2 separate regions of the Homo sapiens genome follow, and region 2 is linked to region 1. Evidence: chromatin loops called from intact Hi-C (ENCODE). Cell type or tissue: heart right ventricle. All regions are shown on one strand. Links, peaks and the distances in the headings refer to the core of each region. The heading gives the core; the rest is flanking DNA. Region 1 has its middle 70 kb from the start of LINC01013. Region 2 overlaps ENPP3 (ectonucleotide pyrophosphatase/phosphodiesterase 3).

Evidence for each region. Hi-C counts contacts between places; a loop is a spot of excess contacts. Peaks named below come from ENCODE experiments on the same cell type or tissue, not always from the same donor. Only the 100,000 strongest peaks of a DNase experiment are listed, where the experiment ranks them.
Region 2: a loop joins it to region 1, with 4 times the contacts of the local background. A loop is called at or near these places in 2 of 110 quality-filtered maps.

Annotation. Positions count from the first base shown.
Region 1 is chr6:132,198,303-132,206,652 of GRCh38, forward strand. No RefSeq gene overlaps it. Among named protein-coding and RNA genes, the nearest start is that of LINC01013, 70 kb to the left of the region's middle. In heart right ventricle, for the core only: no CTCF peak of the experiment used is centred there; a DNase peak (open chromatin) is centred at 4,449; H3K27ac peaks cover 4,966 bases.
Region 2 is chr6:131,680,462-131,688,811 of GRCh38, forward strand. It overlaps ENPP3 (ectonucleotide pyrophosphatase/phosphodiesterase 3), which reads left to right. Exons shown (of 25, transcript NM_005021.5): 12 at 2,593-2,701; 13 at 4,903-5,034; 14 at 5,415-5,446. Among named protein-coding and RNA genes, the nearest start is that of OR2A4, 17 kb to the right of the region's middle. RefSeq lists an enhancer at 8,077-8,206. In heart right ventricle, for the core only: no CTCF peak of the experiment used is centred there; no DNase peak of the experiment used is centred there.

The sequences.
Region 1 (8,350 bases), core at 38-8,037:
TAGCTAGGATCTCCTTATCACAGCAGCTCTGGAGAAGAGCAGGTGGTGTTTATGGGGCCCATGCCCTGCCTGTTCTTTACATACCCCAAGATATTGCACTTTAGTGCTTTCAGTGAAATTTGTATTTTTATTAAGTTTAAAATAGACATGCAAAGATATTGCCTGTTTCCTCCTAATGGGCTGGACTTGATCAATGAAATTAGCTGATCATGACACATTTGGGCTTTCTAATGGATATGGCTTTAAAAGAAGGTTTGTTGTGTGTGTGTCTGTGTGTGTGTGTGTGTTTGTGTGTGTGTAGAAGTCTTTGATTTTGGTGAATTGTATGGGAACAAGGAGGAGAACTGGTATCTGGTAGTGAATTGTTAAATAGCTAGTGTACCCAGTGATAGAACCAACTGGAACATCCCTATATCATGATTCTGAACATCTTTGCCTATTTTTTATTATATGTGTTTTATTTTTAATATATTAACTTTTGTGAATTCATGTGAAAGTCTGCTCAAAAGTAACACTCAGAACCAGTAAAATATATATAAAAAATTGTGCTGTTGACTAAAATGAAATTGTTACTTGGACTTGTAAAATAAAAAATAGACACACTCCATTTAAGGATAAAATTCTCTGTGGGAAACAGAGCCCAAACACCAACACTCACACTAAAGGAGCTATAGTTGGTAAACTTTTGCCCTTGTTCGGCACTGATCACATGTTCCCAAAAGTTGTATAGCCTCACAGTGGAAATCAGAAGCAAACTAGCCTTAGACATTGGGTGATTTTCAATTATTTATCCAAGTGGAAAAGCACATTTTTAGGGCATGACGGACTGAAATGTAAGAGCATACAGTACAAACTGTAGACTAATAAAATTTTGTGTTGAGTGTGGGTTGGAGTCATTAATTCTCATGGCTAGTCTAAATTATAATCACATTCTTGGGGTTTTTATTTTTTCCCTTTTTAATAGTTAAAGGATAACCTTCTATTTTGTAGGTTTAATCTTAAAAACTTCAGATTCTAGGGAAAAAAAGTAGAAATAATAATCATAATACAATAAAAACATCTGAATAAACCTTTGGCAAATGGAAGGCCATTTTCCAAATGATGAGTCAGAAGTCTGTCATAATTTGGACTAGATTTCTGCCTTAGACAGTGGTCAAAACAAAACAAAAACCACCACCAACAAAAAGACGCCAAAAAATGATAATGTATGTTCACTATCCAGCACTATTTAGATTTATCTTTGCATAGGATTAAGTATGCCTATCACGCAAAGTGAAATTTTAAAGAAAGCTCCACAACCAAAGCCAGGATGACATCAGTGACAAAAACTCTCCCTTCAATCATATCGGGGCTCATAGCTTAGAGTAATAGCATGTGAGTGCAGCAGCTGACTCAAATAACCAATAACCCCACTATAGTTCAGCTGCTCTGACTTTGTTTCAAGACAGTAAGATGAAGAAGAAAAAAAATAACGTCCCTCATAGCTCATGAGCAAAGCAACTCCTAAACATGTTAGGGTCAGTTTCTATATAGAGAGTAGGCTCCTAATCCACACCATAGAAGTTAGCTTCTCGAGGACTAAATATTTCCTTTGCTTTACCCCAATCACAGGGCAGAATATCTTTTATACTGAATTTCTAAACAAAAGTTTATTCAATTAATGTATTAGTCTGTTCTCACACTCCTGTAAAGAACTACCTGAGACTGGGTAAGTTAGGAAGGAAAGTGGTTTAATCGGCTCAGTTCCACAGGCTCAACAGGACGCATGACTGGGAGGCCTCAGGAAAGTTAACAATCATGTTGGAAGGTGAAAGAGAAGCAAGCACGTCTTACCATGGCAGAGCCAGAGAGAGAGAGTGAGGGCGCATGTGCCACACACTTTCAAACAACCAGATCTCATGAGAACTCACTAACACTAGATCAGCAAGGGGGGATGTCCACTCCCATGATTCAATCACCTCCCACCAGGCTCCTCCACCAACACGTGGGGATTGTAATTCAAGATGAGATTTGGGTGGGGACACAGAACCAAAACATATCAATTAACTTGCTGGGAATTTTGGAAGTTAGGATAAAGTAGACCTTAGACCTTAAAATAACTCTAGAAGAGTTTTTGGAAGACCTCTGTAATAGGGTATATGACAGACTCAGATTGAAAGGATCACTTAAATCAAGAAATGTTAGGGGCATAAATAAATTAATACAGCACATAGACTGAGTTTATTCTTTGAGCCCTGTTCTTCCACTACTTCTTAAGGTATAGTGAATCCTACTTCTCAGAGGCCTCATGAAGGCAAATGAAACTCTTTAGATTCAAGTATAAAATATCAAATATTGTTGGTTAATAAATTCTGACTACATTGAGATGCTATTATATATATCTACTATGCTATGTTCTAGGGATGAAAGGGTAAATAAGATAGACGCAATTCTGGCCTTCATGGGAATTTTAGCTTAGTGTTCAGTAAATTTTTCTAACTTTTTATTATGGAAATTTTCAAATATAACACACATGTTGAAAGACTAGTTTAAGGAACCCAGTGAGTCTATTACTCACTTTCAATAATTATCAAAATGTTCAGTTTTGTTTTATCTATACCCCATCCACGCTACCCCATGCCAGTCAGAATATTTTGAAGTAGATCTCAGCCATCTATCATTTTATGTGTAAATATTATAGTTTGTATCTCTTAAAGATAAGAACTCCCTCAAAAAGCTATAATGTCATTATTATACCAAGAAACTTTTAATATTACCATAGTTGAAAATTCCATATTGTATACTTGAAATCTGCTGAGCAAATAGATTTTTAATGTTCTCACCACACACACACACACACACACACACACACACAAACACACACACAATGGTAACTAGGTGAGGTGATAGATGTGTTGATTGTGGTAACCATTTGACAATATATAATATCAAATCATCATGTTGTATATCTTAAACTTATACAAATTTACTTGCCAATTATATCTCAAAAAACTGAAATAATTTTTTTAAAAAAGAAAATAATTTTAACAATGGTTACTTAATAGCATAAAAAATGAATTATTGTTTATATTTACCTGTTTGTTTCATACACACACACCCCTCTCCACAGTTTTATAATTAAGATTGACATTAGATTGGTAGGTCTGTTACATTTCTTTTCATTTAAAGCTTCCCTTTTCATAACTATGTTTGTGTGTGGAAGAAACACAACTCCTTAACCAGTAGAGTTTGCACTGTCTAAATTTTGCTGATTGCAACCTCATGATGTAATCTGACATATTTTTCTTTCCCTTAAATTTATCATAAATTATTAATAAGATCTAGAGTCTTGGTTGGATTCAAGTTTGATTTTTTCTTCTTTTTTGTCAAAATCTGTTCATGAGTAGTGTTTATATACATATGTTTAAATATATAAATACATACATTTATATATTGTTTAAATATATACATTTATATGTATATATGTGTATGTATATATGTAAATAATATTTTTAGACTTTTATAACAATCAAGTACCTTTAGAACGCAAAAATTAAAGGTAAAGATAAGGTTAAATGATACTTACACCATCATGATGTGTGGTCCTGCGTGGGCCACAGTTCCTTATCAATATTAAAAACTCCTTCAACTCTAAAAGTTCAGGACTGTGAGATCAGTGATCTCAGCCTGAGATGACCATATGCCAAAGCCATTTACTAACATACTTTCATTGCCCAAAGTCAGTTAGAATGAAAGCCTGACTTTGGTATACAATCAGGTCCATTCTCAGCAGGCTGGAAACATCTCAGATAATCGAAGCACCTGCATAGTTCCCTTTGTCTTTGCATATTCTAGAACATTATCTTGCTCTAGCTCTTGTCCCATTTCCTAAAATCTCACTTGCTCAATTCTCCAAATAAGTCTTGCTAAGAAAATTCCTTTTTAATAAGGTGAGGATGTCTAGCAAATAAAATAAATACAGATATTTGAAGTCAGACTGGTTATTTTAGTACATTAGAAAGAAAGTCAGCATCAGCTTCATTATTGCATTAATTTTAAACAATCTTAATCCAATTCTCATTTTATGAATAGGCCTTTGGTAAAATGCACCCATCTAAGCCATTTAATCATTTGGAACTTTAAAATATGTATTTATCCCTACTGGAAAATATTAGCTTTCCAAAATGCCTTAGTTTTAGAGTTTCTCATTTTCATGAAAATAGTAAAAATTAACAAATATCTATAGATATAAAATACAATCCAATCTCCCACAACTCCCAGATACTGCAGCCATCACTTTCTAAGGGCTGCGTAAGGAAGCAAATTCACTGAATTTACTTCAGACCTGTCTTTGCATCCAGTGTCTTCAGGGCAACATTACTTCATAGGTCAGGGGTCTGCTATCAGGGAATACACAGTGGACATCCCACAGGACAGAGTAGCCAGCAGGAATGCTCGCAGACATCTGTTCAATATGTGGGTAGCTTACAGCCTTGTTTATATTAAGAGCTCTTGCTGCTGGACAGCAGAAGTAACTCCTTTAGAATCCGTTCCCATAATAGTCCCTAAGGCAATGACGCACAGCTGTGGAAAGGAAATAGGCTCTTTAATTTGTTAACCATGCCCAGAAAAGAAGAAAACAAAATGCTCAAATGAGACTATAAAGAGGACTTTTAAGAGTCTTCCAGAAACAGCTAAAAAAGCAATACAAACATTTCCCCCCAATCACATAAGATGTATATATGTGGCTTGTTTGTTCCTTAACATATGTCTAATCTTACATTTGAATTCTGTGAAATTTTTCTCTTCTTCTGACTTTTCAGTTTAACCTTCTCTTAATGATCATACTGTCTAAAGATTCTGATCCCATAAAACCCCTGTATCCTTATTGCTGAAAAGCATACTGCTGAAAGATCCCATTTGGAAAAATTCATATGGTCAGGGAAAATGGGCCTGAACTAGCCAGGAGACTGATATTAAGAAAAGGACATCATTTCCTTAAATGAGGGTCCCAGAGTTTGAAGCAGCAAATTGGATCTTTTAATCCAACTCCACCCTATATAAAACACTTTCCCAAACCTGTTTTTAAAAAGATGGTTTCTGATTTCTTGTGTTTTTAATGCCCTTACTTTGGTTATCAAGAAATATTTCAGGCTGGGTGCGGTGCCTCATGCCAGCGCTTCTGGAGGGTGAGGTAGGCAGATCACCTGAGGTTAGGAGTTTGAGACCAGGCTGACCAATGTGGTGAAATCCCATCTCTACTAAAAATACAAAAATTAGCCGGCCATGGTGGTGCATGCCTATAATGCCAGCTACTCGGGAGGCTGAGGCAGGAGAATCACTTGAAGTTGGGAAGCAGAGGTTGCAGTGAGCCAAAATCACACCACTGCACTCCAGCCTGGGCGACAAGAGTGAAACTCGGTCTCAATTAAAAAAAAAGAAAGAAAGAAAGAAAAGGAATATTTCAAATATGTGACAATTAAGTATCTGGAACCAAGACCCAGCTACCCAGCTCTATCAAGTTCTACCAGTTTGCCATACTTGCTTCAACTTTTAGGGTTTTCTTTAAAGCAATACTTATTACAAATATGATTGGGGTTCCCTCTCTACCTCTCTCATGTCTTATGTTTTCCTTCCTCCCTCTCTAACTTCTGCAAGATAATCACCAACCTGAATTTGATTATTTATTTTTCTCATGCATGTTTACATTGTTATAACATTATTATAGCACAATGTCCAACACTGCTTGGCATGTTTTCATATTTTACACAAATGGTATCATATTGTATGTATTTTTTGGTAATGTATTTTCTTAATATTGTAATTGAGATTTAATTAAATTTTCTTTTCAACTTTTATTTTAAATTCAGGGAGGGTATGTGCAGGTTAGCTACTTGATATATTGTGTGATGCTGAGGTTTGAGGTACAAATGATCCCATCACCCAGGTACTCAGCATAATACCCAATAGTTAGTTTTTCACTGCTTCTCTGCCACCCCAGTAGTCCCCAGTTTCTGTTGTTGCCATCTTTATGTTCATGAGTAACCAATATTTAGCTCCCACTTGTAACTGAGAAGAGGCAGTATTTGGTATTCTATTCCTGCATCAATTCATTTGGGATAATGACCTCCAGCTGCATCCATGCTGCCACAAAGGACATGATTTTGTTCTTTTTTATGGCTGCATAGTATTCTATGGTGAATATGTACCACATTTTCTTTATCCCAGCCACCACTGATGGGCACTTAGGCTGATTCCATGTCTTTGCTATTGTGAATAGTGTTGCAATCAACATGCGAGTGCATCTGTCTTTTTGGTAGAATGATTTATTTTCTTGTGGACACGTATATCCAGTAATGCGATTGCTCGGTCATATGGTAGTTCTGTTTTAATTTCTTTGAGAAATCTCTAAACTGCTTTACACAGTTGCTGAACTAATTTACGTTCCCACCAACAGTGTATAAGTGTTCCCTTTCTCTGCAGCCTTGCCAGCATCTGTTGTTTTTTTAGGCTTTTTATTAACAGCCATTTTGACTGGTGTGAGATAGTATCCATTGTGGTTTTGATTTGCATTTTTCTGATGATTAATGATATGAAACATTTTTTCATATGTTTGTTGGCTGCTTGTATGTCTTCTTTTGAGAAATGTCTATGTCTTTTAAACATTTTTATGGGGTTATTTATTTTTTGCTTATTCAACTGTTTAGTTTCTTACAGATTCTGGACACTAGGTCTTCACTGGAAGCATAGTTTGTGAATATTTTCTCCCATTCTGTAAGTTGCTTGTTTACTCTGTTGATGGTTACTTTTGCTGTGCAGAAGCTCTTTAGTCTAATTAGGTTCCACTTGTCAATTTTCATTTTTGTGTAATTGCTGTGGAGGACTTAATCATACATTCTTTCCCAAGGCCAATGCCCAGACTGATGTTTCTTAGGTTTTCTTCTAGGATTCTTACAGTTTGAGGTCTTACAATGAAATGTTTAATTCATTTTGAGCAGCTTTTTGTATATGGTGAAAGGTAGGAGTCCAGTTTCATTCTTCAGCATATGACTAGTCAGCTATCCCAGCATCGTTGATTGAATAGGGAGTCCTTTCCCTATTGTTTTTGTTTTTGTTTATTTTGTCAAAGATTAGATAGCTGCAGGTGTGTGACTTTATTTCTAGGTTCTCTTTTCTGTTCCGTTGATCTATGGGTCTGTTACTGTAGCTTTATAGTATAGTTTGAAACCGGTAATGTGATGCCTCTGGCTTTGTTCTTTTTGCTTAGGGCTGCTTTGGCTATTTGGGCTCTTTTTTGGCTCCATATAAATTTTAGAATAGTTTTTTTTTCTAGTTTTATGAAAAATTACATTGGTAGGTTGACAGGAATAGAGTTGAATCTATAGATTGCTTTGGGCAGAATAACCATTTACATTATGTTGATTCTTTCAATCCATGAGCATGGAATATTTTTCCATTTATTTGACATAAGTTATTTCTTCTAGCAGTGCTTTGTTCTTCTTGGTGTAAAGATCTTTCACCTCCTTGGTGAGATGTACTCCTAGGTATTTTTTTTTTTGGCTACTGTAAACGGGATTGTATTTTTGATTTGGCTTTCAGCTTGCACATTATTGGTGTGTACAAATGCCACTGAATTTCGTACATTGATTTTGTATCCTTAAAATTTACTGAAGTTGTGTATCAGTTCCAGGAACATTTTGGTGGAATCTCTAGGGCTTACTAGGTGTAGAATCAGGTCATCCATGAAGAGAGATAGCTTGACTTCTTTCCCTATTTGGGTGCCTTTTATTTCTTTCTCTTGCTTGATTGCTCTGGTTAGCATTCCAGTACTACGTTGAATGGGAGTGGTGAAAGTAGGCATTTTTGTCTCATTCCATTTCACAAAGGGAATGCTTCCACTTTTTGCCTGTTCAGCATGATGTCAGCTGTGGGTTTCTCATAAATGGCTCTTGTTATTTTGAGGTATGTTACTTTGATACCTAGTTTCTTAGGGATTTTCATCATGAAGGGATGTTGCATTTTATTGAAAGCTTTTTCCACATCTATTGAGATGATCTTTTGGTTTTTGTTTTTAATTCTATTTATGTAGTGAACTGTATTTACTGATTTGTGTATGCTGAATGAAACTTGCACCCCAGGAATAAAGCCTACTTGATCATGGTGAATTAACTTTTTGATATGTTGTTGAATTCACTTTGCTAGTATTTTGTTGAGAATTTTTACATCTATGTTTATCTGGGATGTTGGCCTTTAGTTTCTTTATTCATTGTATCTTTGCCAGGTGTTGGTATCAGGGTGATGCTGGCTATATAAAATGAGTTAGAAAGGAGTCCTTCCTCTTTAATTTTTTTGGGGATAGTTTCAGTAGAGT
Region 2 (8,350 bases), core at 37-8,036, 520 kb before region 1:
CAAAGGAGGTGAAGATCTGGGATATCGGCAGCATATAGATGGTGCACAGAAGTGGAGATGGCCTAAGGAGAAAGCAAAGAGAGAAAATAGAAGGGTTAGGACCAACTGTCACTTAAAACTTGAGAAGAAGAGGCAAATGAATGGAAGTAGAGATTTTCTGACTTTCTTAATTATTATTGTTAGTTTTAATCGCATACCTTTATTCAGAGTTAATATGACTTATAAATTGACAGTAAAAAGGCGATTTTAGTTTATTTTGGCCCATTCACTAAGTGGAAAACTTATCACTCAAACTTATCAAAGCTACTCAATTGTTGCCCATTATAGGAATTTCTTGTTTCTTTCCTTTGGTTGGGTGAGAGTTGGGAACTGGCATTTCACATTCTATGGAGTGTGTACTTCATGACAGAATCTGGGTTCAAGAAATATGTAATGATTTGGGTTGCATGATCCCTTTCCTGTGAGAACTCATGCTCTCCTTGAGAGGCAGACAGGTACACAGATGATTTCAAAACTGTAAAGAGTCCAATGGCAGCCATATGCCAGGGTGCTGGCAGAGGACAGAAGAGGAGGGGGTTCTTGGTGTGGTTGGGGGAGTGAATCAGATGACTATGTAAAAGGAACGTTATGTCATGACAACAGGTGGAAACAGTAACTCTCGCTGGCAAACCAAAGTGCAGGTCACACTAAGACTGAAGGCCAGGAAAGCATCTTGGAGTTGATGATGGATTGAGCTGTAGATAGAGAGTGGCTTGTGTTCAAGTCCTGCTCTGTCCCTTATTAACTGAAGGACTGTGAACATGTCACTTAACTTCTTTAAACCTCAAGTTTCCTGACCTTTACAACTGACTGTTCTGGTAGCACTTTCCATGAATATTTGCTGTGAGGATTTCAAGAGATAATGCACTAAAGACCTTAACTCTATCAGGCTTGTAAAATTCCTTCTCAAAAAAAGAAAAAGAAGAGGCAATCATTGTTATAATAGTACTCTGAGAGATAAGACATTTCTTTCCCCAATCCATTGCTATTATGCTTTCTTATTCACTGGAAAAAAAAAAACACAGAAAATTTACATCAGTGAAATTTACTTAAACTTTATATTAGTTCCATGATTATATTCATAAAGTGTAGAAAATTAAAAAACACAAAGGCAGTGAGTATAAACAATAAAATAAAAATGAACTCCAATTCTACTATTTAGAGACAACCACTGTCAATAGTACTTTGATATATTTCCTTATAGTTTTCTGTGTATGCATGTTTACTAAGAAATGCTAAATATATTTCAAAACAAAATCAGGATTATGCAATATGTATACAGTTTGGTTTTCATTTTTATTGCTTAACATTGTTTTGTGACTATTTTCCTATGCCATTGTTTTTTGTGGGGGATGGGGAGAGGGAGTTTTACTCTTTCACCCAGACTGGAGTGAAGTGGTGCAATCTTGGCTCACTGCCCCCCTGGGGTTCAAGTGATTCTCCTGCCTCAGCTTCCCTAGTAGCTGGGATTATAGGTGCCTGCCAGCACGCCCAACTAATTTTTGCATTTTTAGTAGAGATGGGGTTTCACCATTTTGGCCAGGCTTGTCTCAAACTCCTGACTTCAGGTGATCCACCTGCCTCAGCCTCCCAAAGTGTTAGGATTACAGGCATGAGCCACCACACCCTGCCCCACTGTTCTTTAAAAGTATCTTTTCATGGATATAGAGTAAGTCTTCTTAAGAATGTGTCATCATTTACTTTTCCTTGTGGCCAAGCGTGTCAGCTCACACCTGTAATTCCAACACTTTGAGAGGCTGAGGCAGGAGGATCACTTGAGCCCAGGAGTTTGAGAACAGCCTGGGAAACTTAATGAGATCGAATCTCTACAAAAAATTAAAGAATTAGCCAGGCATGATGGTGTCCACCTGTGGTGCTAGCTACTCAGGAGGCTGAGACAGGAGGATTGCTTTAGTCCATAAGATCAAAGCTGCAGTGAGCTGTGATTGTGTCACTGTACTCTAGCCTGGGCAACAGAGTAAGACCCTGTCCCTAAAAATAAATAAATAAATAAATTATTTTTCCTTGCATTTAAATTATAAATCAGTAATGTGATGACTGTGTTTGTATGCAAGTCTCCATTTGTACTCCAAGTGTTGACTTAGGACAAATGCCCAGAAGTAGAATCGTTGAGTTGCAGATGCTCTTTTTAACTCCCTGGAAACCTATTGTCACATGACCCTCTGGAATGTATGTGACCCTTAGGCTGTCTTAGAAGTATCTGTCCACTCTTCTTTCTAACTGAGAGCATCGCTATGAAAATTTTTACAGTTGAATAGTGTTAGTTGACATTCAACATGGTTTCATGTATTTATTGGCCAGCAGTCTATCTTCCTTTGTAGGAAGTATGATTTAGATTTTTGTTTATAGAAATTTAGGGAATTGGTATTTGATGAATATGGTAGCATGGGTGCTAGTGCTGGGCTCTGAGGTTCTGTTTCAAAACCAGCAATTTCAGAGATGGAGATGTGTTTAATTTTTACTTCATTAGATAACGGTTTGGCTAATTAAGACAACTCATTACGACAATCTTAACTCCAAATTATTTTTCAGGTAATTAAAGCCTTACAGGTAGTAGATCATGCTTTTGGGATGTTGATGGAAGGCCTGAAGCAGCGGAATTTGCACAACTGTGTCAATATCATCCTTCTGGCTGACCATGGTATGCTTTTAAAAAACATTCTTATTTTATCATTGACTATAATTTATCACTTCAGAAATCATACACAAATAATAGTGATATTTTAAAATCTCTACTTCCAGACCTAAAGTCTCTTGAAGAAGCAAGGAATGAATTGTGGTAGAATGTGATGAAAAGAGGACTACATTAAATTTTCTAGTTTAATTATTCTGATACCCCTGAAAACCTACCCACAGACACTATGTTTTGTAAAAGTAGAGTTAATGATATTTAACAGGGATGTGGTTGGGTTTTTATTCAATCTAAAAAGTGCTTTGGGACCTTCTTTCCAGCCATGATTCGTTTATGTAGATTGGCTGCAGTTTACTGTAATTGGCAAGTTTTGCCACACCGTGTGTATTTTTTTTTAGTTATGTAAATAGATGTGTGTTTATTCATAGCTTTTCATCTTTAAAGTTACTGTCACCTCACATTTCTCTACTTGAGGTTAACTCTTGATTTTGGTTAACCTGAATGTTAAAGGAAGTGAAACAGTGGAGACACCCTCTGCCACCTCACGCAAAATGCATTCAAACAGTTTTGAAGTACATATGCACTCACTCTACAGGTTTTTTTTTTTTTTTTTTTGAGATAGAGTCTCGCTCTGTCACCCAGGCTGGAATGCAGTGGCCCGATCTTGGCTCACTGCAAGCTCTGCCTCCCGAGTTCATGCCATTCTCCTGCCTCAACCTCTTGAGTAGCTGGGGTTACAGGCGCCCACCACCACGCCTGGCTAATTTTTTTGTATTTTTAGTAGCGATGGGGTTTCACCGTGTTAGCCCGGTTAGTCTCAATCTCCTGACTTTGTGATCCGCCCACCTCGGCCTCCCAAAGTGCTGGGATTACAGGAGTGCGCCACCGGGCCTGTCCTCTACAGATATTTTTTTAAGTGCCTACTCAATGATAGGTACTTTCCTAGATATGGAGTAGATCCTTCCTAGCTAGGGTGGTCAAACTGTCTTCTTGAGGAGGACGTTTAAAGTCAAGCCCCAATATCTGTGAAGAGACCAGCCATGGGGCATGAGGAAGAAAAATAGTGTGTCTGCAGAACTTTTGGTCGTATTTTAGAGCATCCAGATAATGGGAAACATAGTAATGTATTTTTAAAATTTCTAAGGTAGTTCTCTAACACTTTGCCTTATTGTTTTAAAATTAAATGGAAACTTTTGATGTACATTTTGTTAAAAGAAATTAATGAAAATAATAATTTATATGCAAGCCAGGCACCATGGCTCAGGCCTGTAATCCCCGCACTTTAGGAGGCTGAGGTGGGTGGATCACCTGAGGTCAGGAGTTCGAGACCAGCCTGGCCAATATGGTGAAACCCCATCTCTACTAAAACTACAAAATTAGCCAGGTGTGGTGGCACATGCCTGTAGCCCCAGCTACTTGGGAGGCTGAGACAGGAGAATCACTTGAACCCGGGAAGTGGAGGCTGCAGTGCAGTGAAGCGAGATCACACCACTGCACTATAGCCTGGGCAACAGAGCAAGACTCTGTCTCAAAAAAAAAAAAAATTCATGTGCAGTCTGAAAAATCTTCAAATAAAAAAGGTTAACTACCAAATCTTTTTATAGCACGTACTCCTTATATAAATTTAAATTACTTTATACTTTTTTTTTGAGACAGAATTTTGTTCTGTCACTTAGGCAGGAGTGCAGTGGCACAATCTCGGCTCACTGCAACTGCCACCTTCGAGGTTCAAATGATTCTCGTGCCTTAGCCTCTCGAGTAAATGGGACTATAGGGGCATGCCACCATGCCTGGCTAACGTTTGTATTTTTTGGTAGGGATGGGGTTTATCATGTTGGCTAGGCTGGTCTTGAACTCCTGGCCTCAAGTGAGTTCCCCCCTCAGCCTCCCAAAGTGTTAGGATTACAGGTGTGAGCCACGGAGCACAGCCGAAATAATATACTTTTAAAGGTAAAGGTTATTTCCATTAATCTATTATACATTGAACAAATGATCTGTTTATGATACCCATCTGTTCTTCCCTCAAACATGACCCTTCTCCACTGCCACAATTTTCTGCCAGAGTAGAGTAATAGGGTGAATTGCGTAAATTCTCAGTGAAGCTTAGTTTGAGATCTGTAACATAAAATGTCTTCTATTTGACAAGACAGAAATCAACCGTTGCCATTTATATACATTCAGTGGGTTATTATGATTATTTTTTTATTCAGGAATGGACCAGACTTATTGTAACAAGATGGAATACATGACTGATTATTTTCCCAGAATAAACTTCTTCTACATGTACGAAGGGCCTGCCCCCCGCATCCGAGCTCATAATATACCTCATGACTTTTTTAGTTGTAAGTATGAAGACACCTATATGAAAAAAAGGGTAAACCTGAAAGTGAATAACCATAGTCCACTAATTCTGAGAGGAAGTTGGGGTTATCAGACCCTCTACTGACTTCTTGAGAAGACCACAGAGAAACAAGTGGGAAATTCCCATGCTTAAGTACAGTCTATAAAGTCTATGGTAATATCTAATATTGTTAGGTTGAAATATATCCTACTCAGTTCTAAATGCTAAAATAATTCTTTGCTTGAAATAATTTTTAATATAATTTTACCAGATCACAGTTATTAATAAGTGAATGTATCAAATTCACCTGAGTGGTTCACATTCTTTGCATTTGTTCGTTATCAATTGTAATGTCATTTATTTCTTTTTCTTTTGAAACAGTTAATTCTGAGGAAATTGTTAGAAACCTCAGTGTAAGTATACAATACTCTTAATACATATATTTAAGTTAATGCAATGACCTTAATCTGGGTTTTTGAGAAATTCATATTGTATATTTCTAAATCTAAGCTACTTGGAATTTATTTCTAAACCTTCCATCAACATTATTTTATATGCATATTAGTTGCTTTTATCTTAGTTGTTTTCATTTTGGAGCTGACACATCCACAGAAATTAGCTTGCAGTAATAGTAGCACTAAATACTGGCTTATATTGAAAGGGCTGATGTCCCATTCAAAAGGGTTGCATTAGTGAGCTTCAGGTAGCATCGTCTTTCTCATTTTTTGTGTGACTAATATAAGAGGATAGTGAATTATACCTCTTACAGATCTTTTTTTTACAAGTCAAAAAGATAATCTCTTTACTCACTAAGTATAATTGCAACTGCTTTCGATTGGTTCCCACATCCCAAATTGTAAGTAAATGAGTAGAGAAACTTCCAGATATCTTAAAGCAATATTTTTGGAAGTACAATTCACTACTCCTGGAGAGACCTGGAATGGTCTTCTGTAATAGTTTTGTTATTTATTTATTTATATTTATTTTACCTTTACAATGTTTGCCTTTATTAACTTTTTTTAAAAAATTCAACTTTCATGTTAGATACAGAGGGTACATGTGCAGATTTGTTACATGGGAATATTGTGTGAGTCTGAGGTTTGGAATATGGAACCTATCATCCTGGTAGTAAGCATTGTACCCAATAAGTAGTTTTTTAACCCATACACCTCCTCTTCCCTCTAGTAGTCCACAGTGTCTATTGTTCCCATACTTATGTTCACGTGTGTTCAATGTTTAGCTCCCACTTATAAGTGACAACATGCAGTATTTGGTTTTCTGTTCCTGCATTAATTTGCTTAGGATTATGGCCTCCAGCTCCATTCATGGTGCTGCAAAGGACATGATTTCATTCTTTTTTTATGGCTGCATAGTATTCTATGATGTATATGTACCACATTTTCTTTATCCAATATACCATTGTTGAGCACCTGGGTTGATTCCATGTCTTTGCTATTGTGAATAATGCAGCAATACACATATGAGTTTATGTGTCTTTTTGGTAGAATGTTTTATTTTGGTGGAGGGGTATATCCCCAGTAATGGGATTGCTGGGTAGAATGGTATCTCTGTTTTAAGTTCTTTGAGAAATCTCTAGACTGCTTTCCACAGTGGCTGGACTAATTTATACTTCCATCAACAGTATATAAGTGTTCCTTTCTCTGCAGCCTCACCATAGCGTCTATTGTTTTTTGACTTTTTAGCGGTGGCCATTCTGACTAGTGTGAGATGGTATCTCATTGTGGTTTTGATTTGCTGACAAAAACAAGCAATTGGGAAATAACATAATAAACGGTGCTGGGATAACTAGCCAGCCACATGAACATTGAAGCTGGACCCCTACCTTTTGCCATATATAAAAATTAACTCAAAATGGATTAAAGATTTAAATATAAGACCTCAAACTATAAAAATCCTGGAAGGCAACCTAGGAAATACTCTTCTTGACATGGGTCTTGGCAAATAATTTTTGGCTAAGTCCCCAAAAGCAATTACAACAAAACAAAAAATAGGTGAGACCTAATTAAACTAAGAGCTTCTGTATAGCCAAAGAAACTATCAACAGAGCAAACAGCCTACAGAATGGGAGGAGATATTCACAAACTACAACAAAGGCCTAATATCCAGAATCTATAGGGAATTTAAACAAATCAACAAGCAAAAAACAAATAACCCCATTAAAAAGTGAGCAAAACAAATGAACAGACACTTCTCAAAAGAAGACATACAAGTAGCCAGCAAACATGTTAAAAAATACTCAGCTTCACTAATTCTCAGAAAAATGTAAACCAAAACCACAATGGAATAGTTTTTATAGTTATATATTTAAAATATATTCACAAATATTTATCTACTACATGAAATTCATGACTTCACTATTGTTTGCAATGCGACTGTAACTATTTGAGTATGGGGGTATACAGTTACAGGCTTACCTTGCTTCACTGCATTGTGCTTTCTAGATGTTGCATTTTTTTACCAATTGAAGGTTTTGTGGCAGCTCTGCACTGAGCATGTCTATCCAGTGCTATTTTTTCAACAGCATGTGCCCGCTTCATGTGTCTGTGTCACCTTTTGTTAATTCTCACAGTACTTCAAATTTTTCATTATTATTATATGTGCTCTGGTGATATGTGATCAGTTACCTTTGATGTTACTATTGTAATTGTTTTGGGGCACCATGAATCCTACTCATAGAAGATGGCAAACTTAACAGATAAATATTACATGCGTGCTGATTGCTCCACAAACTGGCTGTTTCCCGTCCCCCTCCTCGCTTCTGGACTCTTCTATTCCCTGAGGCATAACAATATTGAAATTAGGCCAATTAGTAATGCTACAATGGCTTCTAAATGTTAAAGTAAAAGGAATAGTGACACATTTCTCATTTTAAAGCAAAAGCTAGAAATGATTAAGCTTAATGAGGAAGGCATGTTGAAAGTTAAGATGGGCCAAAAGCTAGGCCTGTTGCATCAAACAGTTAGCCAAATTGTCATAACAAAAGAAAAGTTCTTGAAGAAAATGAGAAGTGCTATTCTAGTGAATACATACATAATAAGAAAGTGAAACAGCCTCATTGCTGACATGGAGAAAGTTTTAGTGGCTGGATAGAAAATCAACTAGCCACAACAGTCTTTTAAGCCAAAACCTAATTCAGAGCAAGACGCTAACTCTTTCTTCAACTTTATGAAGGCTGAGATGGGTGAGGAAGTTGCAGAAGAAAAGTTTAAAGCTAGCAGGGGTTTGTTAGTGAGATATAAAGAAAGAAGTCTTCTGGCCAGGTGCGGTGGCTGACGCCTATAATCCTAGCACTTTGG